3 separate regions of the Mus musculus genome follow, and regions 1 and 3 are each linked to region 2. The links are chromatin loops, found by intact Hi-C in ENCODE. Cell type or tissue: left cerebral cortex. All regions are shown on one strand. Each heading gives the region's core, and the rest is flanking DNA. Links, peaks and the distances in the headings are about the cores only. Region 1 overlaps Hspa4 (heat shock protein 4). Region 2 has its middle 56 kb from the start of Gm30366. Region 3 overlaps Fstl4 (follistatin-like 4).

The links. Hi-C counts contacts between places; a loop is a spot of excess contacts. Peaks named below come from ENCODE experiments on the same cell type or tissue, not always from the same donor. Only the 100,000 strongest peaks of a DNase experiment are listed, where the experiment ranks them.
Region 1: a loop joins it to region 2, with 10 times the contacts of the local background. A loop is called at or near these places in 13 of 42 quality-filtered maps.
Region 3: a loop joins it to region 2, with 3 times the contacts of the local background. A loop is called at or near these places in 9 of 42 quality-filtered maps.

The regions. Positions count from the first base shown.
Region 1 is chr11:53,249,447-53,260,222 of GRCm38, forward strand. Hspa4 (heat shock protein 4) reads right to left here. Exons shown (of 19, transcript NM_008300.3): 19 at 10,368-10,776. Among named protein-coding and RNA genes, the nearest start is that of Hspa4, 46 kb to the right of the region's middle. In left cerebral cortex, for the core only: CTCF peaks have their summits at 5,126 (motif pointing right) and 5,679 (motif pointing left); a DNase peak (open chromatin) is centred at 5,678.
Region 2 is chr11:52,517,783-52,528,558 of GRCm38, forward strand. No RefSeq gene overlaps it. Among named protein-coding and RNA genes, the nearest start is that of Gm30366, 56 kb to the right of the region's middle. In left cerebral cortex, for the core only: a CTCF peak has its summit at 4,333 (motif pointing right); DNase peaks (open chromatin) are centred at 2,225, 4,335, 4,850, 5,506 and 1 more place; H3K27ac peaks cover 879 bases.
Region 3 is chr11:53,027,836-53,038,611 of GRCm38, forward strand. The region is part of intron 4 of Fstl4 (follistatin-like 4); the gene reads left to right. Among named protein-coding and RNA genes, the nearest start is that of Gm11186, 87 kb to the right of the region's middle. In left cerebral cortex, for the core only: a CTCF peak has its summit at 4,732 (motif pointing left); a DNase peak (open chromatin) is centred at 4,724.

The sequences.
Region 1 (10,776 bases), core at 930-8,929, 730 kb after region 2:
TGAGAGACTGGGGCTGGTGAGATGGCTCAGTGGGTAAGAGCACCCGACTGCTCTTCCGAAGTGTCCGGAGTTCAAATCCCAGCAACCACATGGTGGCTCACAACCATCCGTAACGTGATCTGACTCCCTCTTCTGGAGTGTCTGAGGACAGCTACAGTGTACTTACATATAATAAATAAATATTAAAAAAAAAAAAGAAGAAGTCTTTAAAAAAAAAAAAAGGAGTGAGTGACTTAGGCAGGGTCCATTTCAAACCCAGCCTCTTCCACAGGTGCAAGGAACTGGTAAAAGCAGTAACAAGATTTTTTTTTCTCTCTTTTCTGTTTTGACTTGTACTAGGGAGAGATCCCCCGGCCTCACACACGCTGGGCAAGCATTCAGCCACTGCTACAGTAGAGCTGAATGCCAACTTCTGGTCTTACTTAACAAAAGAGCAGACAGCTCCACAGTACTCCCTAGATCCTGCAGGGGTAAGTGCCAGGTGCAGAGCTCTGCCTGACAGCCGCTGCCTGCCTGGGTTAGTTTTCGCTAGACTTGGTTATCACCTATGGCTCCAAGCTGGGACGCTTAGGTCTGGAAAATTTGTGTCAGACTCCAGGGCTGGGCCCCAGGGACTATCTTACTGCAGTCTGTCTGCTCTCTGGGAACCCATTCATTACCCCTCTCTAGAAAAGCCCTCCCAGAGGGGCCAGGCTGGAACTTCCAGACCCTATGAGGAAAGCTGGCCCTGGCCAGCAAGAAACCAGACGGGCTGAACTAAGGTCACTAGACCCAAAGAGAAAGCTCAGAACATTGTTCCTTCTTCCAGAGCCTGGGCCGGAAGACCTGTTGGGTTCCTGCTATCCCCTTCTACTGGGACTACCCAGCTCATGAACACAAGAAGGATGCCAGCGCCCCAGTCCAGGAGAAATGCCTGTCATGGCCACACACACCCCCCACCAACCCCCATCCCGGCTCCCCGCCTTTACTAGGCCTTGCTATGGATCTCTGCATCTTATCTCACAGTGTGGCCCGCCCTCACAGCTGCCTCCAGGAAGGAGACCTTTGGAACCTTCGGTCAGCCATCTATGCCTCTAGGACCCCTGCCCTGTGCCCCTATGAACGGCCATCTGAAGAGCTTGTCTTTGTCTCTTTGCTTCCCTAGGAGCAGTGTCCCCCTGTAGGAGTCTCTCCATGATAGCCAGACAATGCTAAACATGCTCTGTGCCCTGGCTTCAAGTTGCCCCTAGGGAATTAGGACAACCATCACCAGCTGCATTTTACACAGGAGGAAACTGAGGCACAGAACACAGAAGCTTTTCTTTTTTGCTACCACCTCACCCTGGGTCTGGGGCTTCCCAGCAGAGCCTGTGTCTCAGGCTGCAGCTGTGGCCCTGCGGCTGCGCAGGGAAGCACCAATAAACCCACTCTTAGCCTCTTTGCGAACCCGAGCTGCAGAATGACAGTATCGGGCTCCCCAAATGCTGTTTACTGGTAAATCCCTGAGAATTTATAATCGAGTTGATGGGGCCTAACCGATGGGCCCAGGACAAAAGGAAGCCAATTACCCAACACTCTCTGCTGTGATCTTAAAACAGATGTTAGAGTGTGTAAAATGATGGCGTGTGCTTGGGAACTGCAGATACAATTCCAACCTTGCCTTTTATGGGCACTCATAAATGTTAAGTGCGGGAGGTCTACGACGGAAACTCTGCTCTTGCCATTTTGTGTTCGTTCCTCGAGCCAAGGCTGCGTTTCAGTGTTGGTGTGCTGGTAATTACCCATCGCACCATGCAGAAAAACACACTTCCAGTCCCTGGTTCAAGGTGCATCAGAGGACGGGCCACTCGGGATCATTCTAAAGACCCCAGTCCTGGCATGGAGGAAAAGGGAGTCACCAGTTGCTGCCTTTACACTTTATACTTTGTGTGGCACATGCCATCAGACCACCACATGCCATCAGACTGCCACCCCCTCGCCAGCCTTCCAGAACCCAAATTCAGGTATCACAGCACTGGGGAGGCTGAGGCAGGAATATCAAGAGTTCAAGGACAGCCTTGGCTATATGAGACTTTGTAGAAGCAAACTATAAAGGCTAGAGAGGTGGCTCCGTGCGCAAAGGGCTTACCGTGCACGTATAAAGGCATGAGTTCAGATCCCCAGACCCCACAGAAAAGCTGGACATGGTCCTCTCTCCTCCCAGCATTCCTGTGGCAAGATGGAAACGCAAGGGCCAGGTAATGCTTGCACTGGAGTGAACAGTGGGGATGACCCTGTCTCAGACTGGGTAGAGAGGGCACGTGGAGGTCAGAGGTCACCCTCAGGTGGCCTCCCTCCCTCAGGAGGTGTCTCAGTTGGGGTTTCATTGCTGTGAAGAGACGCCATGATCGTGGCAACTCTTATAAAGGACAACCTTTAACTGGGACTGGCTTACAGTTTCAGAGGCTTAGTCCATTGTAACAGGAAGCATGGTGGTGTGCAGGTAGACATGGAGCTGGGGCCAGACAGCAAAAGGAGACTGTCTCACTGCATGAGACTTGAACTTATATAAGACTTCAAAGCCCGCCTCCTACAGTGACACACTTCCTCCAACAAGGCCACACCTACTCCAACAAGGCCACACCTCCTAATAATGCTACCCCTTTGGGGGGCTACCACAGGAGGCACCCACTTGTTTTGGAGAATCATGCCTGGAGCACAACTGATTCAGCCATCAAGGCCCAGGGGATGAATATCTCCACCTTCTCAGCACCGGGATTAGGAGCATATATCACCAAGACAGGCAGTTTTTAAAATAGATGCTGGGTGGGGATTGAACTCTGGTCTTCATGCGTATGTGACAAGCACTTTACCACCTAAGCCATCTTCCCACTGGACAAGGTTTTTATGGCTCTGAACTTCAAGCTCTTGCCAGTATCTGACCTGACTGACCTCTGCCCTGGATTCTTTTCTACCCCACAGTGCTGCCCCTTGCTCCCTGCATGCCTGGGGTCAAGCTGTCCCCCAGCCCTCTCTTTCCATTGTGCCTCTCTCAGCTCCAGGCTCAGCTGTCTGGGCCGCACTGTCCCTCTCTGCCTGATGACTGTTCATTATCCACTTATTTGCAGGCCCAGCTAGACAAAGAGCTGCATAATAGCAGCTGCAGGCCCTGTAGTAACCATGTTGCTAGGCCAGTGCAGCATCCCAGACTCCTCGGAGTGATGAACAAACCCAGCAAATAATTCAGCCTATCTATCTGTGATAGCCCCAAGTCCTCTCTGACGGTTGCCATGGCATTTGGGCCAGAGCTCCCCTGTTCCCCTGTGGATGCCCTGTCCTGTACCCAAAGCACATGGTGGGTGGGGTGCCCGCCACGCAGCCCTGCCAGATTGTCAGGAGCCATTTATTTTGTAAACTCAAATTAGCAGGAAGCAATTTTGTTAATAGTCAGAGCCACTTGATGAGTTGGCTCTGATTTAGGGCTCCTTTCGAAAGCATCTGTGAAAGCTGTATAGAGCAGGCTGAAGCTGGATCTGAACTAATGGAAATGGTGTGGCGTGGCCAGCTGACCCAGGAACAGCCCCTGAGCAGCCAGGATCCCTCATGCCAGAGAGCCATTCTCTAGTTTGAGGGAGGGATGGCTTACTATGTATGTACCTGAGTCAGAACGCTGGAGACGACAGGCTCGGTTAGAAAGGACAACTGGGGCGGCAAAGGTAGTTCAGGTGGTAGGGCTGCTAACCCAGCAATGATGAAGCCGTGGGTTCAGTCCCCAGCACAACATAAACTGGGCAGAGTAGTGCATAACTAGGATCCCAACACTTAGGACATAGAGGCAGATTGAGTTCAAAGTCCTCTAGTGGATCTGAGTTCAAGTTTGAAGCCAGCCTGGGTTACATGAGACCCAGTCTCAAAATAAATAAAATGGCTAGCCTGTACCTCAGTTGGTAAAGGTTCTTAGCTAGTGCACGTGAAGCCCTGGGATAGAGTCCTGTGTCACAGAAGGAACAGAAAGTAGCTCAACTCCAGCCCAGAGGCTAACAGCCACTTCTCCCAGGGGGAGGGTTCTGCAGTTGCTGGGCCCTCTCAGGACTTACCCTGGCTTGCTAGAGACAGGAAGGAAGGTTCTCCTGAAGCTGTGGAAGCTCGGGACTGCCTGGGACCTGCTGAGACAGGGGAGGGTTTCAGGCTGATTCCAGGTAGCATAAATGTCTATGCCAGTCTCTGTCAACCCTGGTATATTGGTGTCTGTATATGCTGCTTGCTGTCTGTCTACCCACTCCAGTGTCTGTCTACCCCAGTGTCTGTCTATCCCAGTGTCTGTCTACCCACCCTAGTGTCTGTCCACCCCAGTGTCTGTCTACCCACCCCAGTGTCTGTCTACCCACTCCAGTGTCTGTCCACCCCAGTGTCTGTCCACCCTAGTGTCTGTCTACCCACCCCAGTGTCTGTCCACCCCAGTGTCTGTCTATCCCAGTGTCTGACTACCCCAGTGTCTGTCCACACCAGTGTCTGTCCACCCTAGTGTCTGTCTACCCACCCCAGTGTCTGTCCACCCACCCCAGTGTCTGTCTACCCACTCCAGTGTCTGTCCACCCCAGTGTCTGTCTATCCCATGACTCTTCAGTGTTTACCCTAGTGTCTACCCCAGGTTAACATCAGTGCAAGAGTCTTCGTTATTACCCAGTAACACCACACTTTAGTGGTCAGATCTCTAGGTGTGTCTTAGTTACTTGCATCCAAGTACTTGACAGAAGCAACTTCTGGAAGGAAGGGTTGGTTTGGTTAAGGGCGCTGCCCATCCTGGTGGGGAATTGCATGCATACGTGGAAGCCACAGGTCAACCTTGGGTACTATTTTTTCCTGAGGAGGTATCCTCCTTGGTTTTCAACTCACATTCTCTCTCTGAGGCCCAGGGCGTGGCAAATGGGCTAGGCTGCTGGGCAACAAGCCCCAGGATCTGCTGCCTCTGCCACCACAGCACTAAGATATAGGTGTTCACCGCCACATCTGGCTTTTTACACAGGTTCTGCAGATTGAACTCAGCTCCTCGTCCTTGCACAGCGAGCATTTTAACCAACTGAACCACACTCCCCAGTCTCCACGATCTGCATTTTTCCATTTTTTTAACATGTCTTTATTATTTTTATGTATGTGGGTGTTTTTGCCTGTCTATGTCTACATGACATGTGTGCAGTGCCCACAGAGGCCAGAAGAGGGCACTGGATCCCTTGAAACTGGAACTACAGATGGCTGTGAGCCACTGTGTGGGAGCTAGGACTGGAACCCAGATCCTCAGGAAAGAACAGCCAGGGCTCTTAACTGCTGAGCCATCTCTCCAGCCTTCAACTTGCTGGTTTTTTAATTCACTCCAGACCCATGGGGTGGTGCCACCCACATTTAGGGGAGCTCTTCCTTCTCTAGGTGAACATCTCTGATAACAATTTCACAGGCACTCTGAGGTGTGTCTCCTAGGTGATTCTAAGCCGTCAGGTTGACGGTGAGGATGAAACATCACAACACAACAGATTAGTGACTAACACTCTCACGTCTAGCTGTTGTGTGGAACCAGACTGATTTGGCTTTACTTCACTAACCCAAAGATGGAGGAGCCACCTTCTCTTCTCCAAATTTCTCCAAACCTGAAGTCTGAATGGTGTGCTGATTCTGACCTGCTTGGCAACAACCTACCATAACAAAGAAAGAACGATGGCGCCCCCATGTGGCAGCATTGGCATTGCAGCTCGCAGAAGACCAGAGCTGGCTGGAGAAGAAACTTAAGAAATGAGAACTGGGTTTGGTGAGATGACGAGCGGACCTGCCCCAAATCTGAGGACCTGGGTTCAATTTCTACACCTTACATGGTGGAAGGAGAGAACTGACTCCTAAAACGTGTATCTGGCCCTCACAAGTGTGCAGTGCACACACAAAATAAATAGATGGAATAAAGCTTTACAAAAGAAATGAGAGCTACTTCAAAACCAGTAGGCCCCTTCATCCACGGCCTTGACTTCCTGTTTTAGTTCCCTACAGTTAGCCATGATCTGAAGGCATTAAGTGGAAATTTCCAGAAATAACTCGTGAATTTTAAATTACATACTACCCTCAATAGTGTGCAGAAACCTCATGTTATATGGCTCAATTCTTCCTAGGATACCACCCATCCCTTTGCCCAGCCTTGTGTGCTCTGTACTCCACTAATATACAGCATACTAGTACACTATATAGTACAGCCTATAGTGTCTATTATATACAAGACAGAACATCTCAACATTCTCTCAGTACTGTTCATCTCTTACCGCCCTTTCTTTCCCCCTGAAATAAAGCCGTATAGATTCCAGGCTGGCCTAGAACTTACTAAGGAACTACCGTGACCTTGAATGCCTGATCCCCTGCCCTTCAGTCTGCCTATAGCTGAGACTATAGGCATGTGAAATCACATCTGATTTACCCTCCCTAACTTATGCACTGAATTTTATCAAAGGTACGTATAGGAGAAAATCTAATATACATAGGATTTAGCACCACCACAGGTTCGAAGGGTCTTAGGTGGGTTTCCCCACAGATTTGAAGCGACTATGGTAACACCATGTTGAGGGTGGCTTTTTGAAAGTCCTCATCCACTATGGCAGACACGTGGCTCTCCAGAAGTCAGCTATGCTACTGAGCTTATAACGAGCACCAGCTTTGACCCTTTCCCCATCCAGAAAGGGGAGTTGTGGAGTGAGTCCCAGAGCACTGGTGGCTATTCTTGTCGCCATTGAAAATACCGCATCTCTTTAGTCACGGAGAGGCACCTGGACTCCAGTCGCTGCTTCATTGAGAGACCAGGCACAGAGGCAAGGCCCATCACTCAAGCAAGGGCCTTTCCAGACCACTGCATGGGCCTCTTGATGTTTCAGATACTATAAAACCTCCTGTGAAAGCTACTCTTGATTATCAACCTAACGGAATTTAGAACCCCCTAGGAGGCACACCAATATGTACCTGTGAAAATATTTCCCTGAGGTTTAACTCAAGAGGGAAGACCTGCCCCAGAGCAAGCAGAACCATGCCATGGGCCAGGGCCCTGAACTGAACGGAAAGGGGGCAGAGTGGGGTGACCCATGACTCAGCTCTGCTTCCTGCATGCTCTCATCACCCCACCCGCACCAGGATGGACTTGTGCCCTCAAACTGTGAGCCATCAAAGTCCTTCCTTAATTGTATTGCTTTTGTTAGGTACTTGTATGAGCAACAACAACAACAACAACAATAAAAGTAATACACAGTAATACTCCTTCCACTGGAATAGCTAACAGATGCCCTTGAGCTGGATACGCCTTCTGATCCAGCTCACCCTGCAAATATCTGACTAGTGTTTGTCCTGGGAGCTGAGCCACAGCTTCCCCTCTGCAAGCACTAGCCAAACAAATAGTAGGCTGATATTGCTTTAAAGTATAAGGAGGGGTTTTAAGATTTATCATTTTTAAGTGTGTGTGTATGTGCAAGCAAATGCAGTTGCCTGCAGAGACCAGAGGTTTCCAATTCTCTGGAGCTGGAATTACAGACGGCCCATTATGAGCACTGAGAGCTGAACTCAGTCCTCTGCAAGATCAGCAAGCACTCTTAACTGCTGAGCTGTCTTTCCAATCCCAATTTTAAAGTAAGTTTTTTAGTTCAGGTAGAAAACAAAGCAGAACAATGTGAGTCCTGCAGCAGTGGTGGAAAAAAGCCTGCTAACTGGAGATAAGAAAAGCAGTCGTGCTGCTCTCTCTTCCTCCATTGATCCAGGACTCCAAATTTTTAACAGGCACCCAGCCCTGTATGGATTTAAGTCTCTGCACAGCTCATGAAAGGGCCCAAGACAAATACAGCTTTCTATAGTGTCTGACTCTGAGTGTTGGACTTGAATTTTGCAAATCCCACTGAGTAACTGGAAGCAAATATCCCTCTATTCTCTCTTCCTGAATGCATGCGCCAGAACTGGACAGCAAGGTTATGGCCAGCCCGTGATTGCCCTTGGGTATTGCACAGATCTGGGAAGCATGTCTGTATTGTTAACATTGCCTAGGTCCCTTCTTTCCCTGATCCCCCAGAAAAGCACACCTTCCTGCTTTCTGTCTTGCTTCCTGGGCTGATGCCTGGCTAGTGGATACATGCCCTGTGGTGAGGCAATAGGGTTGAAGTAGTGAGCCCTTTACTGCCATGGCATGGGTCCTATGTAGGGAGAAGTCAGACGCTGGTTGGTTGAAACTTACCTTTATGGACCATGCTGGCCTCAGATTCCGCACACCCCTCCTTCTTACAGTTCTTACAGCAGCCTCTGCTTCAAACAGCAGCATCCAGTGCACAAGGGCAGTTGTGTTTCAGGTCTGTGAGGGTCATGTCCTGGGCTTGTCCCCAGCCAGAGCCATCCAAGAAATGTACTGGCAAACCATGAGTGAAGAAGAGTGGTGAGAACCATCCTCATTTAATTCTAGACCATGGGCACAGGACACCGCCCAGCCTGCCAACTGATCCCGTTTCCAGCAGGCTGAGAGTGCCTGGGAACTCGTGGGTTCTCTGAACCCAAGCTCCTTAGGGGCTCAACCAGCTCCCACCTTCTGGAACACTCCTGAAGCATCTAGACCTACTAGCCATTCCATTTCTCATGGTTGAACTCCCTCTTCCCAACCTTCTGTTCTAGAAGGTTCTACTTCCTTTCTGGACACTTCTAAATATATCCAGGACAGCCCCAGCCCTGAGGATTCCTTCCACAGCTACCTGGAACTACAACAGTTTTCTCTATCCTCTACAACCTTTACAACCAGCAGCTGACCTACCATGACCCCAACAGACCTAAAGTTCCACATCTATTTTAGAATTAAGGCCTTAAAGTCATTTATCCATTGCTTACTTATTCTGGAGCATCCCACTGTAGTGCAGACCAGCCTCAAACTCACACACACATAGGCAGATCCTGAACTGTGATCCTCCATCCTTCCACTCTCTACTCCATGAGCGCTGCGATTACAGACATGCACCATCATGCTGGCTCCAACTAAGCTGTAACTCCAGCTCAGGGTCTTTCTCTTCACTTTTGTTTTTGCTTGTTTTGCCGAGACAAGGTTATCACTGTGCCCTTGGCTGACCTGAAACTCACTGCACAGACCAGAGTGGTCTTGAGATCCATCTGCCTCTGTCTCCCATGCCATTCTGTTTAAAACAATTTTAGGTCAAGCATTGTGGCTTTAATCCCAGCCACTCGGGAGACAGGCAGGGAAGGGAGATGAGCTTGAGGATAAAATGTGGCTTACAGTAGAGCACTTGCCTGCTATGTGTGAGCCTTAGGTTTCATCTTCAGCAATGAGACAATGAAAAGTCAACCAGACTTCTAACCTGCCACTTCTTGCCTTGTCACTTATTCCCCTAAAAGCAACTGCCAGTTTTTCACCATAGGCATAAGCTGGAGCCACACTGAAATCCTTCCCCCTCCTTCAGGTACATCTTGGCTCCTTGTAAAACTCAGCCACTGGTAAACAGATCTAAGTAGTCACCCAGGCCCTTTCTACCACTTTCCTTACACAAGTCACCTGGTTCTTCATGCCTCCAGATTCTGACAGGGTTTTACACACACACACACACACACACACACACACACACACACACACACACACACACACACACACACACACACACACACACACACACAGAGCAAAGTGACCGCAGTGGACAATTTGACATCAGTCATTGCTTTACTCCCACCCTCACAGTCCCCACAGCCCCACGCAGGGGCACTGCTGACCATGCCACCCGATGCCGTAGAACAGCTATGGCCAGGCCCACCCCAACCTCTCCAAAAAGCATAGCCCAAGGCATGACCTGAGGCTGGGTGTGGCAATACATACCTTTAATCCCACCCTGGGGAGGCAGCAGCAAGCAGATCTGAATCTGAGGCCAGCATGGTCCATAAAGGTGAGTTTCAACCAACCAGCGTCTGACTTCTCCCTACATAGGACCCATGCCATGGCAGTAAAGGGCTCACTACTTCAACCCTATTGCCTCACCACAGGGCATGTCCCCAACTAGCCAGGCATCAGTTCCTAGCAGATTCTGGCCCTACTCAGTCCTGGCACTTATGTTAATACTCTGTGCCATCTACCTTCTACCATCAAATCTAAAGGCCAGCCTCGCAGAAGATTACTATACCAAGAACACTGGATTGCTATTCTCAGGGGCAGAGGGCTCCAAAATAAGCACACAGGCAAGCAGCTAAGGCAGGATGATGGACTGCATTCAGGCCAGCTTATTCTGTTGACAGTCTCCCCCAGCCTGCCCCTACCCACCCACCCACATATATAACTACTCAAGTAAGTCCCCTACACACACACACACACACACACACACACACACACACAAACAGCCCACTTAAGAAAATTAAGAAAACCATTCAAGTTAAGACAGGTTTCTTTTATTAGTTTTTCCTAAACTTTGTCTCATGTTAACTGTTTTTCTTAGTGTAAGAATGTGACCTAGAGTTTTTAACAAACCAGTTTGGATAATGCAACCCGGATAAACACTTGTTTGCACACAAGTCATCAGTTGCCATCTGGCCAGCCTCCACATACATCCAATCGGTCTACAGACATAGCAGAAGCAGACCATCTGATTTCTAGCTTTTAATCTTAAACTTCAAATTCACCCCCATCCCAGCACCCAAACCCTCCCACCCCCACCCCCACACACAAATGTTTATGAGTTCTTCATTAAGGACAGTCAGTTGCATAAGAGCTGGCTTAATCCTGCAGCCTGCATTTGAAAAAGCTCTTGGCCTCAGAGCAAGGCCAGTGGGAACTCT
Region 2 (10,776 bases), core at 1,030-9,029:
GGCTCCATAAAGCCCACCCACAAGGTATGGCAGCCCCACATTTGTGCACATGGAACTATATCCATTTATGTCTCCTGACCCTCCAGGCCACCAGAGTGTATTTCCAGTCCTTCTGCGTCTGTGACACCATGGCTTTAGCTTCTTACACGCGTCTTCAATGCCTGGGATTCTAGACTGTGAGTGAATTAACTCAATAAAACCCAGGGTTGGGTTTCAGCTGTACCTGATTGGGTTTCACTTGCCGCGTTCAGGCCTATCTTTGCTTTCCAGCTTCCAGAATCTTCTTCACAAGGCTCCTGCTTCCTTGGTAACACGCTGTTGTATAAACCCAACCCAAATGGTTTGAACCATAGAATTATCTCTCCTGACAGGGTCTAGTTTTGACTGAGTCTCAGCCATGCCACCAAGGCCACCCTTTGTTTCTAGTTTCTCACTCTGTGGTTGGTGATCTCCTTCATGGTCACAAAATATCTGCAGGGACTTAATCCAGCCCACATGCTTATTTTTTTTTCTCCCTCCTTCTCTACTTCTGAACTGGTTGGTTTCCATTTTACCATTTGAGGATCTCATAAATGCATGTAGTGTGTTTTGGTCAAATAATTTCCTCCTGTCTATGCCTGAATTCCCTCCCCTTCCCCCAAATCACGTGCTCTCTTTTTTAATCCCTTTGAATTCACCTAGTGCTGCCTATATGTCTATGGATGTAGGAACGCGGACACCGGCAGTCTGTGAGGAACCACATCTCTGACTACCCTTCTTTCCATAGCTATCAATTGCCAATAGCATCTCAATTAGGGGTGGGACTTTGCAAGGCCCTTCTCTGCCCATGCTAGCATTTTGTCTGGCTAGTTTATAGCTACTGTAAGTTCGTGTGGGCAGTGGCCCTGCTAGGTCCAGCAAGATATGTTTTCTTGCAGATGTCAGCTGTTCTTGCTAGCCGCTATTCTTGCATGTGAATGAATGCCCTCAGGTAGAAAGGATGAAAGCCCTTGCTGTTTATCTCCAGGATGTCCTGGAACTTAGTAGGTAGACTGGGATATTCTGGAACTTAGTAGGTAGACTAGGATGTCTTGGAATTTGTGGCAATCTTTCTGTCTCTGCTTCTTGAGTCCTGGAATTACAGGTGTGTACCACAATGCCTGGCACTTTCTCTGTCTCTCTCTTTCTCTCTGTCTGTCTATGTCTGTCTCACTCTGTCTCTGTCTCTGTCTCTCTCTGTCTCTCTGTCTCTGTCTGTCTCTGTCTGTCTCTGTCTATCTCTGTCTGTCTCTGTCTCTGTCTCTCTCTCTGTTGTGTAGTATATGGAGAACAGAAGAAAACCTCAGGGGTTGTTCCCAGAAAGCTGTCCATTTTTTCTTGGATCTCTTATTAGCCTTAAACTCCCCCAAAGAGGTCTAGCTGGTCCTTGAGCCGTAAGCATCTACCTGTCTCTGTTTCTCCACTTCTGGGGTTATAAGTGCTTGCGCCATCATGCCTGACTGTGCAGGCTCTGGGGATCCAACTCCTGTGCTCACAAGGTAAGCACTTTCTGATTAAGCCATCTGGAGCAGCCTCTCCACTCTCTTTTTAGGATAGTTAATTGTTTGAGTAAGTGTTATCTACATAGGTTTGCAAATCTAAAAGGCACATAACAGAATGTGTCCCTTTTATTCCTGCTTTTATCTGTTCACAAATTGGGCTTGATAGTCTCCTATAACTTCTTTACATAGTGATGTACAAGAAAATATGAATGTATAGTTTTGTACGTCCTATCCCTATTTTCCCAAACAATAGCATATTGTATGCATTTTCTGACATTTTGCTTTTATCGTCTATCAAAACATTTTGATGTATAAAATGCACTTTCACTATGGTTTTATAGCTGTGTCATATTACATTCTGTGGGTATAACCTTATTTGTTTAACCTGTCATCTTTTGATAGATATTTAGGTTGTTTTTCAATCTGCTATTATAACCAATTCTGCGACTATGTTAGCATTCTTGTAGGATAAATTCCCAGAGGTGGAACGACGCAGGCAAGAGGGATGTATATTAGTAACCTTGACAGCGATCTTCAAATTGCCCTTCCTAGGATCTGCACAGTTCATGCTCCCGTCAGCAATATTTAAAGGACCCGCTTCCCCACACAAACACAATGTGTTCTCAGCCTCTTGGTGTCTTGCCAGCCTGGCGGATGAAAATGGTCTGTGCATCTCTATTTAAGTGCTAAGAGACCATTCCCGGCTGCTCCTCCAGCAGTCTTGTGGTTCTGAGCAATGTCTCCTTGGCCAGAACTTTGTCCTGTATTTCTTCCTAAATCATCCATCAACAGGAGGAACAAAATCACCCTAATTGGTCTGAAGTTAATCTGGTTTTACATCCTGTGGTGGGCCTGGGATCTGGGCCAGACCTCCCAGTGCATAGTGCCTGCATGACACTGGGCTACCAATGCTAAGGGGAATGGTGGCCATGGATGGGTAGGTGCTGGGCAGTGTACCCAGTCTCCTAGCCTGTTAAAGGCTGCCTCAGACCTGGGCTGTTAAGGTCAGATAGTGCTGCCCTCATACGCTCCCATTCTTCTGTGGTTGGTGGGTTTTTGGCTGCCCTGGGGCGGGATGATGTCTGTGCTCGTAGGTAAGTTTGTTCCAAGATCAGATCCAAGATATTGGTCGTATAGACCCTGTCACGGAGGAGTATAGGTTTTAAAACTTGCAGTCTGGGTTCAAATCTCATTCAAAAATTGTTATCTGTTTATTCACCCAGCTTCTGTGTGTGTGTGTATGTGTGTGTGTGCGCGTGCATATGTGTAGGCCAGTGGTAAATTGATGGTGTCAACAAACATTTTATTTATTTATTTATTTATTTATTTATTTATTTATTTATTTATTTATTGTGTGTGTGTGCATATGCACACACCAAAGTATTTGCATGGAGGATGGAGAACAAAATTTCAGGAGTGAATTTTCTCATTCACCATGTTGGTCCAAGGGATCAAACTCGGGTCATCAGCTTGAGGGTAGGCACATTCACCCACTGAGCTACCCCATGGACCCTTCGCATTAATTTTGAGACAGGGTCTTTCACCGACTCTAGAGTTCACCCACCAGTTGGGTACACTGGCCAGCAAGCTCCAGGGTCCTCTCTTCTCTACCTCTCTAGGGCTGAGTTTTCATGGTGCCTGGCTTTTTACATGGATGTCCCAGATCAGGGCTCAGGCCCTCATATTTGATCAGAGCCACCTCTTTGTCCCCACACCCCAAGGCTCTCCAAACCTCCGAGTTCTCAGCTGTAAAGCTGAGCCCAGGACAAAGGCTTCTCTCAGGGGACCCTTCCATCACCAAAGTTGAAAGCCTGTGTAGCAAGCACACCACATAGGCTTTCCTGAACTAGGATGTCCCACGTCACAAGACGGTTCTGCTAGGTTTTCTTAGGTCACGAGTCCCTGGGAATAGTTGGGAGGCTCAGTTGTCCCAATGTCCCCAGGCCAGGTGTACAGCCAGGCATACAAAAACTACTTATGGACTGAATGAGAGAGTAGCAATAACTTAGGGCAAATCAGGCTGCTGCACACCCTAACGGCTCGGCATTCTCAGTCATATTGAGGAGGGAGATCCCCAGTACCAGTCCGCATCGAAGCATTCACACACGCGTGCCTCCTGACGACGTGCATGGTTTATCTATGGCATCTACACTGTATTGATTTATCAATGCCCATTTTGCAGTTGGATCAATAAGCCTAATTGCATCTCCGGTTGACATGGGGATACAACCTGTTTGCAGTACGGAGAGCAATCTTGAGTTGAGAACCTGCCCAAGTCTTTATTTGCTTTCCAATTTGTAGCTGCTCTTATGACCAGAGGCCAGACTTTGTTGCTCCAACACCAGGAAGTCAAGGCCAAGTGAGGCCTGAGGGCTCTGTGTGTGTGTGTGTGTGTGTGTGTGTGTGTGTGTGTGTGTATGAGAGAGAGAGTGAGAGAGAGAAAGAGAGCTTTGCCTACTTAAGGAGGAAAATGGATGCAGGGTGCCTGTTTCTGGGGTGGGTATCAGCCCACTTACTCTTGAATCTCTGGTCATGTTTCTTGTTCATTGGACATACTTAAATGCCTACAGTCTGTCCCACACAGTAGGGTCTATTCTACACAGTAGTGTCTGTCTCACAAAGTAGGTCCTACGTTCCACATAGTAGGGTCTGTTCCACGCAGTAGGATCTGTCCCACACTGTAGAGTCTATCCCACACAGTAGGGTCTGTCCCACATAGTACCAGCTGTTATAATGTTGGCAAACAAATGCCTCAATATTCTTGAAGGGCTTTGGGGGATGTTTGAGAGAAGATGGCCAAGCTCTGGCAGTAGGTGGCGCTATGTCAAAGTCTGAGGCCCAAGTGTGGAAAGAAAAAGCTTTTCCTGGGAGCTTCCAAGTCCTCAAATAAAATGGAAAATGATGATTACGCATTCCTGTCTTTTAAAATCTTCAAACAGGACCAAAAGGACTGACTCTGTAAACACAAAGGAATTTCAGTCAATGAATAGAAGAATATCCATTTATTAAGCACCTACTAAGTGCCTGGTACAGTATTAGCATATTAATTCTGCAGGAGTGTTCTTTATATCACACTCCCTTGTCTAATCCATCTCTATTGCTTACCTTTTAGAGGACTACATTGATGAATTGTTCTATTAAAGAAGGATAACGATATTTAAAGTCTTTAATGGGAGAAGAATCACAAAGGAGTTTTTAAGACTAATTTAGACTTGTGTGGAACATTCAACACATTATGCTAATTTTTTTTCAGAAGCTGAACAGCTTAGAAGGGGAAAAAAATCAGCCTGTTTTCATCTTGCTGCCAAAGCTGGTGATCTAGGCCTCATCAATGCTAACAAACGCACTCCTAATAGCAGTTTGCATTTGTTAGGCTGAAGAATGCATCTCTGGAAAACATTATTAGTGCTTACATTATCTTACAGATTACACTCACGTTCAACCCAGGGTCCCAGGAAAAATATAATGGCAGATTGAAGCCAATGGGCTATTTTTATGGGATAGAACTTCATTATTTTACAAAGTTGAAAGACATCTTTGAAGATTCAGGGATATGTGTGTGCATGCATGTGTGTGCATGAGACTGTAGGGTAGCAACACTGCTCTTCTCCCCAGACTGGGCAGAGGGAGAAGCAACCAGGCCCTGCCCCAACTCCCAGGCTGAGTTCGGCCTTGTTGCTAAGCCCTTTTTTTGCTAAACCATAGGCTCCATGGGTTAGGGCACAGGGGTTCTGATTTCTATAGGCACCGCTGATAGCATCAGTCCCCTGGCTGAGCAGAGGCTCTCAACCTATGGGACCAGTAGCCAGAAAGACAGGGTTAGACTAGGAGCATGGAGAACCTACAGGGGCTCATATCCTTGAAGAAAGATGATTCTTCTTTTCCCGGTAGCCATCAGCTGCCAATAGCTCCTCAGCTAAGGGTAGGGTCTCATCTCCCCTTCCCCATACATGCTGGAATACTGACTGGCTTGGTCAAGCATCCACAGCTACTGTGAGTTTATGAATGCATCAGCAGTGCCAGGGGGCTGGGACTTCCTCGATTCCTTTCCATTTGTTAGTGACCCAGTTGCAGAAGCCACCAGCTTCTTGTGGTCTTGTCTCCAGAAGGAGTTTATCTCTGGGCTTCTTCTTTCCTGTACAGGGAAAGAGATACATTCTCTCTGACCACCGATAGATATCACTTCAACCAGCAGGAAATGTGATGTGGCTCAGGTCGGCTGTCCCAGCAGCAAGAAGGTCACGGGAACCTGGGACTTGAGTGGGAGGCAGGGTAGAGAGGGCCTTCTGTTGAAGGAACTGTTGCTCAGACTGTTTTCACACTGAGTATTCACACTGAGTATTCACACTGAGTATTCACACTGAGTATTCACACTGAGAGTCTCCACACTAAGGGTATTCTCGGGGTACATTAAGTAGAGGCTCTGGGTTTATTGTCCCAAAGGGGAGGTGGCTCTGTGAAGAAAAGCAGCTGGACCATTGGCACAAAAGTTGACACACCTCCCCATGTCCCCTCAGCTTGGCTGGGCTCAGCACAGCCACAGAGTCCAAGCCTAGATCTCTAAGCCTCTGTGCAGGGCTGGCTCCTGGCATAGCTTCAGCCAGGGCAGCAGGAGCTGTCTCTTGCTCTTCCCTCCTCCTCTTCTCTCTTCCCTTCCTTCTGCCAACTTCATTCTTCCTCTTCTCTCTTGGTTGGTTTGGTTTCTCGAGGAATCTGGAGGAAAGAGGCTCTCAGAGGAGGCCATAAAACCTTGGGAGTTCAGGTTTCTATCACACAGGGGAATGTGGAAGCCGATGATAGTCTATGAAAATTCAATAACCCTTGAAAACAGCGCCAGAGTTGCTCTCTGTAAATTAAAACAATGGGTACCAAGGAACTGTCTCTCACTCACCTCTACTACTGAGAATGTGGGACCAAAGAGACTTAATGAGGCGTCCGTTTTTTTTTTTTCTATAAAAATATAGTTGATTTATTTGAATCAATCACAGATGCAGAAGGTGGCCGATGATTGCGTTTTAGTAATAACCAACAAACAAAAGCCTCCTTGCCTCTTGTAGTTGGGGACAAATAAACAGATACACAGAAATTCACATCCCAGTGGGAAGATGCAGAGATGTGCCAGCCATCATACCAGTCTAGTTTGTTAAGCAGCAGTGGCTGTGTTAATCAGGTCCTGGCGGCTGTGGTATTGTTAGAAGGGACAGGAGAGTGCGGGTGGCATGACCATGTTCTGCTCTATCTGATGCCTTTGACCTCCCCCAACCTGTTGTTTCCTTTAATGAGAACCCTGGAGCTGAGGTCTTGTGTGTGCCCGGAAGCCTTGTGAGGGCGCTTAGCTCTCCAGATGCCTGGGTCTGTCTGTCTGTCTGTCTACCTATGTATCTCTGTGCATGTATGTACCTATGTATATCTGTGTATGTGCACATTTGTATTTTTGTCTGTGTGTGCGTATCCTTGTATCTCTGTATCTTTGTGTGTCTCTTAATATATGTATGTAATGAATGTGTGTATGTATATAAGTATGTGTCTATATATCTGCATGTATATGTCTGAGTATGGGCTTGTGTGTGCTGTATCTATGCATCTCTGTACATTTGAATAACTGTTTGTGTATATGTGTCTCTGTGTGTATATATGCAAGTTTCTGTTTACGTATGTGTGCAGCATATATATGTGCCTGTGTGTATATATATATGTACCTTTGTACATCTGTGTATCTATGTGTATCTGTATACATCTGTGTTTCTACATTTGTGTCTATGTATTTTTTGTATCTCATCTCATTTTGTGACTCAATATGTGTGCTTGTGTCTATATACGTGTATGGTATATATGTGTGTCTGTGCTTCAGAGCTGGTGTGTTTCTATGTATATCTGTATCTATGTCTCTTTCTGTGTGTCTATGTGTGTTTATATATCTGCATATTTGCCTCTGGGTGTGTTTATGCCTATGTGTGTCTATTTGCATATCTATCTCTGTGTTTCTGTGCCTATGTGTGTGTGTCTATGTATCCCCATATATATGCATATGTGTATATATATGCATATGTATATATACACATATGTATACACACATACATATATATGTCTCCAAGTGTGTCTGTATATCTGTGTGTCTAACCTGTGATGTGTGTGTGTGTGTATGTGTGTGTGATAAAGAGGGGCCATACTTCTCCCTGCTCAGTCACACATAGTGTTCCCCTTTTGCAGAATTCCCATTTCAAAAACTCGAGATCCAGGCATCCTGTTCCATCAAGTGATAAACTGGCAGAGCAGAAGACAGTCCGCCTGAGGGGGATTAATTAACTCCCTTTTTAGGACAAAGAACATTCTCTCTAAGATCCAAAACTCCTCCACAGTCCCTGTGCAGCTTCGGGTAGGAGGTGAGGCAGTGTGCTGAGTCCAAACCTACGGGAGATCTGGAACTGGAGGTTCCCCCGAGACCCCAGATTTGAGATATCGGTTTCTTTCACCCCAGCAGGTGATGTGCCCAGTGCCATGCAGGCTCTGTGCTTTGAACTCCATGGAGGGCTGACAGTGACAGGGAGATGGCTGGGTCTGGTGAGGGCTCTCAGGGAGGCGGCTTCAAAGGATTAGAGTCAATGTGTTCTCACATGTGGCCTTTGTGTGCTGGTGTGCTTCCTAGGGGTCTCAGATGTACACAGAGATGCACTTGGTGTGCAAGCCTCTGTCGGCTTATGCATACGTGTGCACACATACACACACCCAAGTAGCAAGCTGGGTTCACCCTGCTGTGGCAGCCAGGGACACCCCACTGTTAGGAAACGGATCAAAGGATGTTAATGGATCAAATATTAAATGGCAGCTAAACACTGCACTGAATAATTCACCTTTCTTCATGTGAGCAACTTTGCACTGCCTGAAATAGGAAGTGGTTTTCATGCCGATAACGGTGTTAGCAGGGGGAAGCAGGCAGTGCTGTTTGTTTTCCTGAAGTGTTAGGAAATGTGTGACAATCCAAGTCTTCACTTATTAAATTCAGTCCTATGGGAAAACAGTGTCAAGATTTTCTCTCTCACATAGATTTTTTTTTTTTTTTTTTATGGAATTAGGTGGCAGGGGATTGGGAAACATTGGAAGGAAACCGTGGATGAGGGCATGGATTTTCTGGAACCCTGGTGGAGTTGAGGATGCTTCGCTTGGAGAAAAGCCCAGAGCATAAGGTTGGGGGCACCACCCTTATAGGCCAAGTCACAGCTCTGCCTAGATCCTGACCTGTGCCAAAGGACCTGGCAGAGTTGGTTAACTTAAATCTCTTGACGCAGTATGCTGCTCTGTTTGGGTGGACCTCGTCAAGTCGTATGGATCTTTTAAAGAGAAACGGGAGTGTCAGAGGCAGAGGTGATGTGGCATCAGGAGGCTTTGGAGTGAAGCTAGGGTGAGTTAAGGAGTGTGGGCAGCCTAAGGAGCTAGCAGATGCAATGTCCCCTTCGGGAAGGATGCGGCTGCACTCACAACATCCGTCATTCTAGCCAAGCGTAATCCACTTTGGACGTGTGACATTCTAAGTGCTGAAGGGAATATATTTGTATTGTTTTAAGTAACTACATCAGCTGTCATTTGTTATGGTAACATTAGGAGCCTGTCATGTAGGTCCTAGGGTCTTTCTCCCTGAAGCTCTGTATTACTCCAAATGACACCATCAGATTGGCGTTTCCACTTGTGGGAAACAGGTGTTCTTTATTGCAATTATAATTGGTTGTACCTAGAGAAACTAGCGTGCCATGCTCTGTATAGGAACTCTGCCTGTAGTATTCTGTGTAGCCCTCATAAGGTCTCTGTAGTCAGGTTCTAGCCACGCTGTGTTAGTTAGCGCAATAAATGTCAAACAGTTCAAACTCCAAAACATCACATGCCAAGGATCCACACGAGTGCAAACCTTGAGGGCAGATGTCCCGGCAGACCTGCCTACCTTCTTGTCATTGTTAATCTTAATTGTCAACTCGATGGGATTTAAAATCACTAAGGAGCTATATCTCTGGGCATACCCGGGGGCTGTTCCAGAGAGGTTTAACTGAAAGGGGGGAATATCTACCATGACTGTGGCTGGGGTATGGGTGGGGGGAGCTGAGCCCAACACTGAGCTTCCTGAATGTGGATACAATGTAAGCAGATGAATCACATTCTTACCATCCTAGACCATTCCCATGAACCATGAACAAAAATACTCCCTTCCTTTCTTGATTTGGTTTAGTTGGATACGTTGTTGACACTGCCCTTCTGAATAATAAAAGACCAGAGAGGTTGAGCTAGGTTAGCCCAGCAAGAACCTGCATCCAGCTCTGGGGGCTCAGGGCCCACATCACCAACCATTGTTCTGTCTTGTTTGAAAAAGTCTCTGTTGCACATTAGACACCCCTGAGCTTTATTTGGGTGTCTCACAGCTGTACCCGTGACACTTGTGTACCCCCTTTTCCTTGGCATGGACCACTTAGCCTCGCTGTGCTTGGTTCAGTGTCCTTCTTACTAAGTTGGCATAGTAAAACAAGATAAACAGTGGGAGGAAGAAAGAATGATTGAAGTGTTGCTGAAAAAAGAGAGAGCTGTCCAGGTGACATGGGGCCACAGGGTGTGGCGTCTTGGGATAGAGAGGACTGCGTGGACAGATGTCTGCTTCCTGCAGTTAGTTAACTGACTTCCCAGAGGGCTGCAGAAACTCACTGGCTTGGCTGCTATCCTGACAGCCTTTCATCTTTTGGATGACATTTCTTTGGTTACCTGGCTCAGTATGCAAAAAAGCTGTGTCCAAGACCCAAGGTATGATGTCCCCTGGATGTAAGTCAGGGGAGCAGTGTCCGCTATCTAGAGACCTCTTCCTGTGGGGGACAGATAGAGGGGTCTGTGGGTCAGGGTCTCCCCTCATAGTAGTGACATAAATTTCCTCCTTCTGGGCGCATCACACTAGTGTGTCTTGCTCCTAAACACCATCAGATAGAAGCCAACAACAGTAGTGTTCAAAGGTTCAAGTACCAGCCTCATTAACCCCATCTGGGTCTCCTTAAACTGGCACATTCCTAGCCCCTGCCCCACACTTATTGAATTGGAAACTCCAGTGTGTGGCCCCCAAATCCTGTGTGTCCTCATATTCTCCAATGACTTGGGTTCAGACAAAACTTTTAGAACTTTAGCTTTTCTTTCTTTAACTCCTAATAAGCCTTTGACACATCTAAAAAAAATTGCTTCCTTATTACTTACTGTGCATGGACTTAGGAATATCCAGAATGTTTGAGAAAGT
Region 3 (10,776 bases), core at 1,175-9,174, 510 kb after region 2:
GACTCTCCTGAGGATGTAGTTGGTAAAGTAGTTGCCTAGCATTCACAAAGCCTTGGGTTTGAACCCCAGAACTGCATAAACCAGGCATGATGCTACATGCCCATAGCCCCATCACTAGCGAAACAGAGACAGGAAGATAAGTTCAAGGTCCTCTTCAGCTACAGAGTTTGATACCATTCTGGAATACTTGAAATTCAATCTTAAAATAAAGAGATATAACTGGTTATATCTTTACATTTATATCATATTTTTATTTATGTGTATACCACAGTGTGTGTGTGTGTGTGTGTGTGTGTGTAAGCCAGAATACAGCTTCTGAGAGTTCCTTCTCTTCCTCTACCATGTGGATCCCAGGGATGGAGCCCAGGTAATCAGGTTTGGCAGCAAGCTCTTTACCCACTGAGCCACCTCACTGACTCTGGCCTGTGGTTTTGCCACCACCAGGAAATGTCTCAACTGTGGAACTCTTCCAGGTTAATTGATCTAAGCCCTGGTGGTGACAAATGACCCAATGACAGATTTGAAACAGAAAAATAAATATCACAAGGGTATGGTCCTAGGGTGCTGGCTGGGGTTTCTAAACACATACCATATAGCAGGCTCTCACCAGTCAAGATGGGGCCTGTCTTACACGGAGATCTTACAGAGAACAAAGTAGGTCAGGGAATGAAGAGGCTGGGTACCATGTCCTGGAATTCTGATCTCATTGGGTTGTGACTCAAAACCGACTTCCTGCTGGGTGTCCTCCCTCTGTCCTGCATAGTCACAGGGTCAGCCTGCCTTCCTCTCAGTCCCCTGCTGTTGTAGTATTCTGTGACCCTGCTAGGCATTAGGCGTCTCCATGTGAATCTCAGCCAAGGTCCTATGAGGAGCCGAGAGTCCAGGCAGTGATTAACTAGAGGACCATGTGCCTTCGGTGATTAGCAAGATATACCATTGCAAAGAGCAGCCGTTGAATAATGAGCTCCTTGCTTTATTACAAGGCTTGACTCCCTTGAGCCAAGTCTAAATGCCAACTGAATCCTGAACTTTGAAAGATCCAAAGAGATTAACAGGAGCACAGTAAGAGCTACCTTGGATGGCTTTGGAGGCAGGCCATGTGCGGGTACAGAACCCAAGCCAATCCTAGAAGCCAGCCTCTATAGCTTCCTGCCCTCACCAGCAGGGGTAGCCACCAATCTTGGCTCAAGACTGACTTTTCTCACCATGAGAACTGAATCCATCTGCTGGAAAATCCCCCTTCACAAGAAAGCTCTTGGCCTGCCAAGTGATCTTCTCTTGGTTAAAAATAATAAAAAATAAAAATAAAAAGAGCAATTCCAATGGGCCAGACAGGGGCTGGGGACATGGCTCAGTTGGCAAAGTCCTTGCCTTGTAAGCAGGAGGACCTGAGTTGAATCCATGTCACAAGATCCAGGCACGTTAGCACATGCTAGAGAAACAGCAGAGAAGAGAAGCTTCCCAGCCGGGGTGCAAGAGTTTGAGTGTGTTGTACATAGGGTACTTTCTCCTTCTGGTAATGGTACGTGATAATACGGTCACCCCTGAGCTTGCCCGGCCCTCAACTCCCACTATTTCATATACTGAAAGCCAACTTCGGAAGCTGTAGAAAACTCCAGAATTACATCATTTTTGTAGCATGGTAACCCTCACACCATCCTGCTGCATCACACTCAGTATGTATGCCAGCCCTTTGTCCCGCAGCTCCGAAGTATGTATATATATGTGTGTATGTATGTATATGTATATAAACATATACATACATATATATATATGTCACCTGCCTGATAAGTAGTTACCTCAGCATTCAGAATGACTGCCACAGTTCAGCAATGCTTGCACACACAGTTTGGTACTTCCAGTTACAGACAGTCACTGGGAGTATTTGAGTCCACCCACAGAAGACTCCAGTATGCACGGGTCAGTGCCAGCCAGGAAAGCTTAGCTGAGCCTAGGTATTCGAAAACTGTATTGGAGATCAACTGACTGACTCTAGACACACCAAATCTCTAGCCCAGTCAGAGATGGGGCTAGTATTACCTGCTATGTGTGTTCCACCATAATCACACTGTAAGTGTAATAAAACTAGGTGGCATGGCCCAAACCTCAAAGATCAACAAAGGTGATCTTACCAGGGAACACATATCCAGGCTTAAAGTCACTTCCAAGGAGCCAGCGTCAAAACGCCAAATTCCTGATGGGACGAAGCTAATGTGCTCCAGACAAGGCTGGCAGGGCAGGATAAAGGCTCCTGCAGTTCTCAGAAAGTAGCATCTTGATCCTGCTTGTTGGGCTTGGGTTTATCCATAACACAGCACAGATAACAGCATTCCAGCTGACCAGCAAAGAGGAATGTGAAATTGTGTTTGGTTTCTATTCAGGTCTATCCCTGTCACCAGTGAGATTGTTTGATTTGTTCTCTCCCAAGGATCAGAGCTTGGCAGGCTCTTTAAAACCATTGCCTTTCCTTTCCTTTTCTCCATTCCTGATGTTTGATTCTAAACTTCTGGTGTGGTCGACAGCAGAAAACCCCACAGCGGCGGGGAGCGCTGCCTCCGCATGCTTCTGAGCATCTTTCATCCTCCAGGCGCAGGAGAGCTAAGGAAAGAAAATTTGGACATGCTGCAGCTGTTTAAATGGTCCTCCATACTGTAGAGTGGGACGGAACAATGTCGCACACTGTGGTGATGAAATGGCCTTCCTAGGATACCCTAAAACCCAGGGTCTGACAGGAATAAAATGAAACATAAACTTTCCCAAGGCTACTTTTCAAAAATCTCTTGAAAACTGAGAAGCTGCCCTGTGGCTGTCCCCATGTGTGCTTCTGGGTTGCAGGTAGACCCTCTGGCCCAAATCTTCCACACAGTTCCAGAAACAGCACCTGTGACCCCATACAGCACCAGACAGGGCTGTGGACTCGTCTTTATTCCGCTTTGTAGGGACATCCACCCAAACTTCAGCCAGGGGGAGTTTCTAAGCAGTCCTGGGCTCAATATTTGGATCCTGAAGATGGCTGCACTGTTGTAAATGATCATCCTGCCATATGTGTAAGAAACTTCTAAGCTGGGCAGTGGTGGCACACGCCTTTAATCCCAGCTCTCAGATAGAGGCAAGCAGATCTATGTGAGTTGGAAGCTAGCCTGGTCTACAGAGTGAGTTCCAGGACAGCCAAGGTTATATGGAGAAACCCTGTCTTGAATAAAACAAACAAGGGGGGGGGTAGAAACTAATGTATGAGTCATGTGCTAATACTTTGAATCACTGCAGTGAGTCTAGATTCTAGGTGCTGGGTTTCACCTGGCATTTGTCACCTTGCTATATGTAATAGGTCCTCTAGGAAGGTGACAGGAGTGACCTGGGAAGCAGGAAGAAGGACATCTGCTGGGTGACCAGAGAGGAGTTGGAACTAGTATCTCCTTTTGCAGTCAACTGCACCATAACTTTCACTCATCAACACTCTGAGGACCCACTGTGTCCTTGTGGCTGCTCCAAGCCATGCGGACACAGAGAGCAGACGCTATCTACCTGCAGTCCATTCTCTTCCCTCAGGGGGCGTGCATGTGAAGATGCTGAGGTAGAGGCATGGAGGACGAGACTAATGTGATAGGTACTAAACAGCTATAAGGAAGGCTGGGGAGAGGATGGTCAGAGTGCTTATAACCCAAGCGTGAAGACTGGATTGGGAACCCCGGCATCCATGTAAAAAGCCAAGTGTAACACCAACATGGGGAAACCGTGATAGGAGAATTTCTGGAGTTTGTTGGCCGGTCAGCGAGCTCCACTATTGCACTATTGAAAATTTAAGGGAAAGAGCAATCAATGAAAGCCTGGCCTTGACCTCTGGCCTCTCTGTGCACAAGCACACAGTACCCAGAGAAAGGAAGATAGGCGAGTGGAGTATTGCTTCCATAAGGAGGGAGGTATGGAATAGGAGACAACAGTGGAGCCTGGGCTATGTGCTGAAGGGAAAGCAGCCAGGCCAAAGACCTGGAGAAAGAGATTCTAAGCAAAGCTTAGCACATGCAAAGGCCCCAGGACTGGGAGGAGCCTGCAAGTCCAAGGCAGCAGATGCAGGCCAATGTGGCTAGAGCACCGGAAGTGATAGGAAAGTTAATGGCAGATGAGGCGTCAGCAAGGAACCTGAGGGCGTGGGACCTGGCAGGCCACAGTGAGTCACCTGGGTTGCCTGTTTACATTGGCAGTGGCAGTGTCTGCATGGCAAGGAAGGGGACCTGAGGATTGAATCCACTGCTTTGGTGGGTCCCATGGAACCCTGGGGGTCAGGAGCCTTGCATTTTGCAGGATGCCAAGGCAGATGGTGACCGTCAGCACCCCCACACCCCACCCACCATGGCAACCTTTTCAGCCTTCAGCGCTCTGACTAACTGGCCATTCTTCCTCTTCAGCACACTCTGAAGATGCTCTGTTCAGGAGGAAGTTGAAATGGCCAGCCCCTCTAATAACAGAATATTGAAAAGGTCACAGCAGTGCAGCCAAGTTCTCCCACCTACAAATCACAGAGAGCGGCAGCTCAGATAACTCACTCTCCTGACAAATCAAGAAGCAAGGACTGAAGACCACACCACTGATTAGGGCTCATCCAAATCCAAGGCCTGGGGAGAAATCGATAGAGAGAACATGGCTGTCCTGTGGTGCACAGGGTCGGAGCAGCAGGGATGCTGATTAGCTAGCTGATCAGTAGGTGGGAGACATGCTGCCCCCTGGTGGCTGCTCCCAGGACAGCGGGAGGGCCTGCCTTGTTTACCATCTCAGTTAGGAATGCTTCCAGAGGCAGTTACACTCTGCCCCAAAGTATGGAAAAGAGCCTTTCCCCAAATCATTACTAAGTAAAATGTTTGCCACTGAAAATCCAAAAATTTTATTCCTTTCTTTCCATATAATGTGTGTCCTTTCCTATTAAGAATTATTTTTCTGGAAATTAGCTTTTGCTCAGACCTGATGGATCAGACACCTAGGGGATCAGACCTATAATCCCAAGTACTTATGAAGCTGAGGCAGGAGGATGGAGAATCAAGGCCTGGCTAGAGAGATGACTCAGTAGGCAAGAACACCTTCTGTGCAGGCCTGGTAACCTAACTACAGGTGCGGTTGGATGCTTGCCTGCCACACTCCCTGCAGTGGAGGATGGAAAGAGAAGGAACTCTGGGGCTGGAGTTTGCTGGTCAACAGCCTAGCTCAAAGTTCAGTGGGAAACTTGCATCAAAGGAATGAATGGAGAGTCATGGAGCAACATGCCTGATTTCTTTCTCCGGCCTCTCTACAAACAAACAGGCATGCACATATTCACAAACACATGTGTGCATACATACACTCTCACACACATGCACACCTGGATATATACTCACACATGTGTGCATGGTCACATACACACACACACACACACACAGAGAGTCAGTCTTTGAGGAAAAAAAAAGCAAGCAAGAATGTGTAAAACTCCATCCTCATAAAGCAAAGACAGGTTTACAGCTTAATTTACCATGTAGCTCCACAAACAACGTGAAAGGAAAATGATTTAATTAAAGACTGGACAATTAACCTGCGTGCTAAGAGAGAGGACACCACACCGCCAGAGTTCCTGCATGCAAGTCCTTGTCTGTGGGCATTGGCTTCAGGGAATATTAATGGGTCCACAAAGCTGGATTTGAAGTGGAAAACTCACCTTAAGAAGAAATCTGAGAAGATTAGGAGAGGGATGAATGTCAGAAACGACTCTGATTAAGCCATGATAAAGCACGCCAGGAGCTGGGAGGGAGAGGCGGTACATGGGAGCTCTTTTTAAAACCATAGGCCCCAAGATTGCAGTGGGCTTTGGAGATAAGGGGACTGACATTTTGAGAAGGGTTGATTAAAAGCTTTTCGGCACAAATGCTCATTTTCACTGGGGGTTGAACACAAAAATCCATGGAGTAAATTGAAATTCTGAATGCTAAGAGAAGACTCAAAGATTTACTGCCACAAATTCAATTAAGTGGCAAAAAAAAAAAAAAAAAATGGAGCATCTTCTTCAGGGTTCATTTAGACACTAGCCTCATAACTGCCCAATTTCCCACGTCTGCTAATGGGATAAGCCCCACAGGGACCTCAAGTCTGGACAGGAGGACCTTAACTAAGGGCCAGTGTGCAGCCAGGCCCTTGGCACGGCACAGCTGATGTCTCCTTGACTAGAGGATTCGATGTCAAGTAGAAACACGCTCGGTGATCCCCACCCCCACCCCGAGGTTCCAGGCCTTGAGTCAACAGGCTTTACTCACAACCCACCTCATGCCTCCAGAAACACTTGACCTCAGGGATGATCAGTAGTCTCTAGTCTCAGCACTAGAGAGACAGGAAGGTCAGGAATTCAAGGCCAGCCTAAGCTACATGAAACCCTGTCTCAGCAAGGAATAAGCAGAATGAGCAGAAGGGGTAAAATTAAGTCACCTGGAATATAAACATAAGAATCTGGGGCCCTGACTGGGCACTATGAGCCACCATGTCAGGAAAAGATCCTCAGAAATAGCCAAGTCGGAGAGGGTGTGGTGGGGGGAGGGGCGGGTATGGGAAACTGAGGAACAGATTGACGGCAGCTGCAGTGGATGTTCCCTGATGCCTGTGAGGGCAGGGACAACCAGGGCAGGACCCCTGCTCCCTGTGACACACCACCTAGGCAAGCAAAGGCACCAGTCCCAGCCCTCTCCACCACAGGCTTAGCTGGGAGGCCATTTGACACCTGGCTCGTTTCCACTTCTCGGTGGACTATCCAGATGACTTAGAAAGAGAAAGGGATAAAGGGAGGTAATTTTCTTCTTTGAAAAACGATATAGCAGACCCCAAACCCCAAATGGAAATAAAGCAGGAACACATTAGACCAGAGGAGAATCAATAAAACAGATGAGGTTTAAAGAGCTGACAGCAACAGGAGACGGGAGAACAGGAATTAGAAGACAAGATTTTTAAATCCCAGACATTAAACGTGAGATAAGATAGAAAAAGAAGGAGTAAAAAACATAATGAATTTTGAAATTGAGTATTAAAAGGGGGGGCTAGGTTAAAAGCATGGAAATTAGTAATGTTAAAATAAAAGTGCGAGATAATGGGACTTAGACTGTAAAGCAGCTGGGCCCAAGAAAAAGCTGCTGAGGAAAAAGAAGGTGTGGAGGCAGGGGGATGCAGAAGGAGGTCCCGGCGGGGCCTACCAGTACAGAATGACTACCCCCTCGCATACCCTCCTGTGTCTTCCATGTGCTTTCCAGAAGGGCAGTTTTCAGATTTTAGCCAGGAAAAGCTGTCCTGTGATGCTTGAAGATGCAGACACCTCAGCCCTTGACCTCTTAGTAAAACCCTAGTGGATGGTCAGTGAGCTCCACAGAATGATCTAGAATGATCCATTGCTCAATGCAATGGGGTATTGGGCTAATGAGGACTAGTTAGCTAGTGTGTAAGTGGACAAATGAGCACACCCCACACACAACATCTTTCTGGAAGCAATGACTGGGAACCCAGCCAGATCCTCTTTCAGATGGAATGCCCATTTTTTAGAACAAATTCAATGTCCCCTCTATGGCCCTGAAATGATAGCATAGACTTCCATGTATCTCTTCCAAATAGGATGTGTTAACTGATACTGTTGTGAGGACCATTAGTGGAAGATGCTGCCGCTGTCCGATAGGCAGGTCCTGATGCAAAGCCACTGCAGAATTCCTAACAATGGAGCCTGATGCCTCTGTGTATGCAAGCACAGACGATACAGGTGCACTGAGTTGGCAGTTCCTGGGCCACCTGCTGTGTTACCACGGGCAACACAATAATAGTAAACAACTTTTGATAAAGTTCTGAACAAAGCAACATATATTCTTCTGTTGGTTTTCATAGTTGTCATAAGCCAGGAAAATTCCAACTACATTTAGCCATGCTGAAAGGACCGTGTGTTCACGTCCAACTGGAGCCCGTTCTGGCTTCAATGGCTATTGACATTTTCACACCAGTTTTCAAATGAGGGGCAGGGACAGATGACGATTTGCTCGTGAGAGGGCATAGCCTGTGCCACTCAGAAAGTCTGGCATCTCTGGTTTTGTCATCTCAGTATTAACAGCAATCAATCATTGTAACTACTGAAAATATTCTGGAACTTTGCAGAAAAACTGCTGTGAGCTCTGTCCTACTCGGAACCATTTTAGAAGGAGATGCTTAACCAACAGCTCTGAATTTTCTCGTGGCTACCACATCATAATTGCCCCAACTCAGTTTTGCAAAAAGAAGTTCAATGAATACTTATAGGAACAATAGCAGAGAACCCTGCAGGAGACACCTGTGAGTCTTGGCCAAGAAGTCCCTGTCAGACACTCCAGGGAGCCCTGTTGATTACCGGACAGAGACAAGAAAATAACAGTGGAGAAAGGATAGAGCAGCTACAAAACAGAAAAGGGATGTGAGCCCAGCAGAGGCAGACAACTACTGAAAGATGGCCAGCACATGACCAGCACATGACCAGCCAACCTTCGTAATGAGCCACACATAAGAGAAAAGGCCTGACCCCCAATGAGAGTTGTAGATAGCCATCAAGAATTCTTGTAGTTGGAAAAGCACTGATTTGCAAGTAGGAGTTCAATCTGAAGAGCCCAGGCTTTAAAAAAAAAAAAAAAAAAAAAAAAGTCAGGCACAGTACACTAGACAGGCAGAGGCAGGCAGATCCTAAGACTCATTGACCAGCTAAGCCTAATTTGTAGAGACCCAGATCAATAAGAAACCTTTCCTTAAAAAATAGTGACAGTATATCCCAAGGTAGATGGTGCCTGGGGAACAATGCCTGAGGTTGTCCTCTGGCCTCTACACTCACACACAGAGACACAATGACACAATTATTTCATCAACCTTAAAATCCTCAAATGCTACACAAAGGCAGGAGGCTTCCACTCCTAGGATAGATTCCATCCCAAATACAAAAACAATTCTTGGGAAAATCTAGAAAAAAGAAATGCCAGTGCCATAGAATAGGGATATTCTGCCTGCTCAGAAAGTTTATTGGTGCCATCCGAGGTCAGAAGTCAGGTTTCAGACTTACTCTCCAGAATCCGGGACTCGGGGAAAGTTAACTAACTCCATGTTCTTATTCTGAGTCGGTTAACTCATTTCTGAATTGGTTTCTTAGTCAGCAGAGACCTTCGAGGTTTATAAACTCCAAGGGAAGGGAAAGGTAGACATTCAATTCCGTTATTGTTATTGAACAGTTTTATTCTCAATGATTTAACTCCCCCAAGTTTTGCCTTAGGAGAAAAGAAATCATTATAGCATACGATGGCAATTAAACTCGCCTGTGCCAGGGAGTATCCATTGTGGTGATAATTGGAAGACACGGGGGCGTGGCGGGGATGCCGTCTTAGGAGAGATGGAGACATCCTCTGTTACTCTGGAACCTTATTTAGGATTTCTGGAGGGTGATACATTGCTGCTCTTCACTGCCTGAAATTAAAGTGGGTATCAGAAACACCAGCTCCTCTATGATCTCATTTTAACGTCTTCCCTTCGAGTGATTAGATGATGTAAAGATAACTTTGCTTTTTAAACGAACCATCTCTTGTTTCCCTGTAACTGTAATCACATCAGTTGGGTCTTTGCCTCTGGAATTTTATTGCCTTGCCTCGGTTCCCCCTCCAGGCGAGCAAACTCGGTAAATGTAAAGGCAGTTCACAAATCATGAAAGCTGGGTTATTACAGAAACACACACATATATATTATTGACTGAAAAGCAAACCCCAGAGACACTAATCATAATATTTATGCTCTTTAACTTGAGGTTTGAAGCAAGAATATTTTCAGATACAGATGGTGTGAAATGATCATTGGAACCATAACATTTTCTTGTGTTAAAGTCAGAGCCTGGAGTTAGCTTTGGATTAAGTTTCCTTCTAATTCGCTGTAAAAATGGGCTTTAGGAGGTGCTGAGGGGAAGCGTTAGTCCCTTTGATATTTATATTTACACACACACAAATATATGCACATATATTAAGAGTGTGTGTGCAACAAAACACCACGACAAGACAACTTACAGAAGAAAGAGTTTTTGGGGCCCTACAGTTTCAGAGGGTGAGTCCATGACTATTGTGGTACATAGGGACAGGTAGGCAGGCAGGCAGGCAGGCATGATTTTGGAGCAGTAGCTGAGAGCTCACATCTTGAGAGAACAGCCACAAGGCAGATAAGACGATCTAATTAGAAATGGTGTGGACTTTTGAAACCTCAAAGCCCAGCCCCAGAGACACATCTCTTCCAATAAGACCACAACTCCTAATCTTTCACAAAGTGTTTCATCAACCAGGGACCTACTATTCAAATCTATGAGCCTATGGGGCCATTCTCTATCAACACCCCCCTCCCCCAGTACACACCTCAGCCCCATAGGTTCCTGGCCAATGCATTTTGTCCAACTTCAAAATCCCTATAGTCTTTCTTAGTCTCAACACAATTTAAAAGTTCCAGTTGTTTCTGAGGATTCAAGGCAGTCTCTTAACTGTAAACCTCTGTAAAATCAAAAAGTAAATTACATATTTCCAACTTACAATGGCCCAGAGCATGTGTTAGCATTCCAAGCGGAAGGGAGGGGAGAACAGTGAGGAAATACTGGACCACAGCAAGGCTGAAACCAGAGGGGGACTCCGAATCCCGTTACTCCAGGTCTTGTGTCAAAGGGCTTAGATGGTTCTGCCCTTCTAGCTTTGCTGATGACTTCTCCGTTGGGCTCTCCAGCTCCCTGTCTGCAGGGGTAAACGGACTTTCCAG